2 separate regions of the Mus musculus genome follow, and region 2 is linked to region 1. The links are chromatin loops, found by intact Hi-C in ENCODE. Cell type or tissue: gastrocnemius. All regions are shown on one strand.

Region 1 (2,500 bases):
CAAAATGCTGGGTCCTGTTTACATAGCCAGTCTGTTATCTATGTCTTTTGGGGAAAATTGAGTCCATTGATGCTAAGAGATATTAAGGAAAAGTGATTGTTACTTCCTGGTTTTTTTTTTTTTTTTTTTTTTTTTTTGGTTTTTCGAGACAAGGTTTCTTTGTATAGCCTTGGCTGTCCTGGAACTCACTTTGTAGACCAGGCCGACCTCGAACTCAGAAATCAGCCTACCTCTGCCTCCTGAGTACTGGGATTAAAAGCATGCGCCACCATGCCCGGCTACTTCCTGTTATTCTTGTTGTTAGAGGTGGAATTATGTTTGTGTGGCCATCTTCTTTTGGGTTTCTTGAAAGATTACTTTCTTGCTTTTTCTAGGGTGTAGTTTCCCTCCTTGTGTTGGAGTTTTCCCTTCGTAGGGATGGATTTATGGAAAGACATTGTGTAAATTTGGTTTTGTCATGGAATATCTTGGTTTCTCCATCTATGATAATTGAGAGTTTTGCTGGATATAGTAACCTGGGCTGGTATTTGTGTTCTCTTCTGGTCTGTATGAGATCTGACCAGGATTTCCTGGCTTTCATGGTCTCTGGTAAGAAGTCTGGTGTAATTCTGATATGTCTGCCTTTATATATTACTTGACCTTTTTTCCTTACTGCTTTTAATATTCTTTCTTTGTTTAGTACATTTGGTGTTTTGATTATTATATGACAGGAGGAATTTCTTTTCTGGTTCAGTTTATCTGGAGTTCTCTAGGCTACTTGTATGTTCACAGGCATCTCTTTCTTTAGGTATGGGAATTTTTCTTCTATAATTTTGTTGAAGATATTTGCTGGCCCTTTAAGTTGAAAATCTGCATTCTTATCTTTACCCATTATCCTTAGGCTTGGTTTTCTGATTGTGTTCTGGATTTCCTGGATGTTTTGGCTTAGGAGCTTTTGCTCTTTGCATCTTCTTTGACTGTTGTGTCCATGTTTTCTATGGTATCTTCTGCACCTGAGATTCTCTCCTCTATCTCTTGTATTCTGTTAATGATGCTTGCATCTATGACTCCTGATTTCTTTCCTAGGTTTTCCATCTCCAGGGTTGTCTCCCTTTGTGATTTCTTTATTGTTTCTATTTCCATTTTTATATCTTGGATGGTTTTGTTCATTTCCTTTGCCTGTTTGATTGTGTTTTCCTGTAATTCTTTAAGGAATTTTTGTGTTTCCTCTTTAAAGGCTTCTAGCTGCTTACCTGTGTTTTCCTATATTTCTTTAAGGGAGTTATTTATTTCCTTCTTAAAGTCCTCTATCATCATCATGAGAAGTGATTTGAAACCCAAATATTACTTTTCCAGTGTGTTGGTATATCCAGGACTTGCTGTGGTGGGAGAATTTGGTTCTGATGATGCCAAGTAACCTTGATTTCTATTGCTTATGTTCTTATGCTTGCCTCGTGCCATCTGGTTATTGCTAGTGTTACCTGTCCTCCCTATATCTGACTGGAGCCTGTCCTTCCTGTGATCCTGGTTGTGTCAGAACTCCTTAGAGTTCAGCTGTCTCTGTGATCCTGTGATTCTGGGATCCTGTGATCCTGAGATCCTGGGTGTGTCAGAGTTCCTGGGAGTCAAGCTGCCTCTGGGACCCTGAGATCCTGGTGTGCCCAAGCTTCTGGGATCCTGAGATCCTGTGGTCCTGGGTGTGTTAGAGCGCCTGGGAGTGGAGCGTCCTCTGGGTATTATGGGACTGGATGTGGAGTTCGCACCCAAGGTCTGCTCAGGACACCAGCCCAGACCAGAAGGAAGCCATGCCACTGGTTGGGAGTTCCTGGGTGCCTCTGGATTTGACTTTTAATCAAAAATATGTTTCAGAAATTGTGGAATATTTGCTGATGAGCACATTCTCCACCAAATACACACATGCTTCCAGCTTTAGAAAAAAAAATGACATTCAAAAACATGATCATGTGTTGAGTTCCACAGATGACAGAGCCAGACACTGTCCTAAAAACAGTTATGACATCACTCCCAGTAAAAATAGAAAGTTAACTGATGTTCAACCAAAACAATATGTGGTGCCAAATGGAACCCAAAGAAGTTCAATTTCTAACTTTCAACCATGATGTCATTTGTAGGGTACCTCCGAAACTGCCAACAGTTTTAAAACCTCTCAGGAAACTTAATGTGATTAAAGCTGTTGTTGCTTTATGGTAGGTTTTTTTTTTTTTCCTTACCATTTTCCTAGTAACTTTTCCACCTAAACAAAACTCATCTTACTGGGAGAGAAACCTGGAGCTACTCAACTATTCCATGAAGACTCTTGGTTTTGTTTTCTTTTAGGTTGCTTGATAAAACTGTGGAGAGAAGAAATATGATATGGATGAGAGAAACCAGATAGGGAGAGGTGTTTTTTCCTATCCAAGTTTCACCCCATCAATACTGATTGAGGCTGTCCAAGCGTTCTTGTCTCGCCTCTGCAGACACACGTTAACCCTCTCTGTACACAGGGAAGAGTCTCAGCTTT
Region 2 (2,500 bases), 48 kb before region 1:
AGATTCCCCTAGGGCTGCGGTGACTGATACGGATGAATTATCTAACCTAAGTGCTAAGAAGCAAGTCTGGTTCTGCTGTGAGGACAGGACATATTCTTAGCCACTAAGCAACTGTTCCAGCCCACTGACATACTCCTTTCCTAAGATGAAAACTAAACAGTTCATCTGCTATGCTTTGATGTTACAATGAATATTAAGCCACAGTTAGATTTCACAAACTATGCCCGTGTCCATCAGTACAGCATGTCTAAGGACAGAGAAGGTACAAATATTCTACCCAAGTTGGAGATAAATATAGGCATCTCACACCTCACCCCAACTCTCTGAAGAAACCATAAAATAAGGAAACATCATCAAACAAATCATGATTTCCATGGGAATGATTTGAAAATTATGGACTTTCTTTACCAGAACTTAGTATATAATTATAAACAACAGTATGTTTTTTTTTAATTACTGTAGTGATGATAGAAATATCTTATTCACTAATTATACTAGTTTCTCATGCATCGTAGTTGTTCATTCATTCATTCAACAAGTTTTCATTGCATAGATACTAAATTCCAGGTACCAGTCCACAGTCTGAGAAAATGATGTGGCTAAATAAATGAATAAATAGAAGGACACTCAGTGTCCTTAGTGTATGCTAGACTAGTCAGGTAAATGACTAGAAACCAAAGAGTTATTGGTTTGTAGGGGGGAAAAAAACCCTCACCTGAGGAGGCAGTTTCTGAGGCAAATTCTGACAGATTAGCAGTATCGGCAGTGGGTACCAGTGATATGGAGAGAACGTGAGCGCTGGAGAATACTGGAAAGGAGTAATGGGTGTGAAGGGTCTTTGGATCAAAGCTGGGAAGGCTAGCAAGGAGGAATGGGTTGGGACACATTGATGGTTTTATCATTATCCAAGAATAAATGAGAAGGCATAGAATCATGCCCAGGGTGGTGTGACATCAGGTTTGCAATTTGGAAGATCACAGTGTAATTGTCTGTCCCATCCCGGAGACAGGTTACTAGACCATTCCTCTAGTACAGATACAAGAGCCTGGTAGAGAGTAATCATGGCCAAGTAGCTAATGGAGAATTAAGAAGTGAAAAGGTTGGGTGGGGGTGGTAAGGATTTGACTGGAGTGAAGGAGTAAATATACAGTGGTTGGCTCTTCCTGCAGACAGAGACCAGGTGGTGGTGCCAGTCTCTGTCTGGGACCCCGGGCTGTGAAGATGACTGTGTTCCATCGTGAGCATATTACATTGTCTTTTGCTTCGAAATCTCAAAGCTGAGATGTGGAGCAGTCACTTGGCTATCCCACCTCGTGCTCAGACACTTAAGCTGAGAATGGCTGAGTTCCAGTTGAGAAAGGATGCCAGTGGAGGTAGGAGGAGAAGCAGGTTAGAGGGGAACGGTGGCCAAACGTGTCAGATGCTGCCAAGAAGTTATATGAGAAAGAGAGTCATAAATACCAACTGGATTAGGCAGCAGCATCCACAGAGCTGTTGCAGTGGGGAAGCCAGTCGGGATGGAATTACAAAGAGAAGTGCTAACAGCTGGAAGAGGAGACCCTGTGTCAAAGGGAGGGAGGGTTAGACAGAAAGCTTTGATGGGCACACTCTCCCACCATTCAGGAAGGAGGGGAGATGCTTGTGGGCGAACTTGTCTGTGAGCAAATCTAAATGAACTTGCAAGTGATTCCCCCCGTCCCCCCAGATTGGTTCATGTGAGCAGAAACTGTGCACGAGTTCACATCTGCCCTGCTTTTCTCCTGTGTATGGCCGTTCAACACTGAAGGCTGGACTGTCTGTTGGGCCAGTAGGAGACAGTGTACCGATCAGGAGGACTTTGCATAGCACCTAATTCCAAACAGATCAGCCCAAGCTGTGCCTCACAGTTAGAGACAGGAAGTGATTAGGCTTCAGCTTTCTCTGTTTTGAAAATGCTGTGTTTTCTTCATGGATGCTCTTCACATTGAGAACTACATGCAGACCAATCGCTGCACATCTTGCTTTAAGAAGGCAGGTGTATTTCCTAGACCCTTTGCTCCAAAACCCATTGCCAAATCCAGGGCAGAACTGCATTGAGAGAACTCAGCAAGACAGAGGGATGTGTGGCCCATCGAGCAGGAAACCCACTGCCACAGATGCAGTTGCATCCTTCCTCAGTTTCCCCTGGCCCTGAATGCAGAACGGACTCCAACACTGCGCAGGCAGAGTTTGATTGACAAAGGCATTAACCATTTAAAGCCCAGAGCTTGCTGTAATGTGGACAGAGCTTGCTGCCTCGCCACACTGCCCATCCCTGGTGTCCATAAAGGCCTGTCAAAATCAAGTTTCTTTCTTCATAACTTCCTTACAGTTAATGCTAGTTCTATATCTGTCCCCCAAAAAAAAAAAACCCAGAGTCGATCAGGAACCACCCAAAACAGCCTGTCTTGTATAGCTATTTATCCCAGTACTGGGCCATACTGCCCTTGTGAAACCACTGGTGTTGTGCTTACAGAGTAAG

Evidence for each region. A loop is a pair of places that touch in the nucleus more often than their neighbours do. Peaks named below come from ENCODE experiments on the same cell type or tissue, not always from the same donor. Only the 100,000 strongest peaks of a DNase experiment are listed, where the experiment ranks them.
Region 2: it touches region 1 in a loop (2.0-fold over the local background); 2 of 42 quality-filtered maps call a loop at or near these places.

Annotation. Positions count from the first base shown.
Region 1 is chr10:3,876,352-3,878,851 of GRCm38, forward strand. The region is part of intron 3 of Plekhg1 (pleckstrin homology domain containing, family G (with RhoGef domain) member 1); the gene reads left to right. Among named protein-coding and RNA genes, the nearest start is that of Mthfd1l, 95 kb to the right of the region's middle. In gastrocnemius, no CTCF peak of the experiment used is centred here; no DNase peak of the experiment used is centred here; H3K27ac peaks cover 1,275 bases.
Region 2 is chr10:3,828,205-3,830,704 of GRCm38, forward strand. The region is part of intron 2 of Plekhg1 (pleckstrin homology domain containing, family G (with RhoGef domain) member 1); the gene reads left to right. Among named protein-coding and RNA genes, the nearest start is that of Gm30164, 70 kb to the left of the region's middle. In gastrocnemius, no CTCF peak of the experiment used is centred here; a DNase peak (open chromatin) is centred at 1,373; H3K27ac peaks cover 844 bases.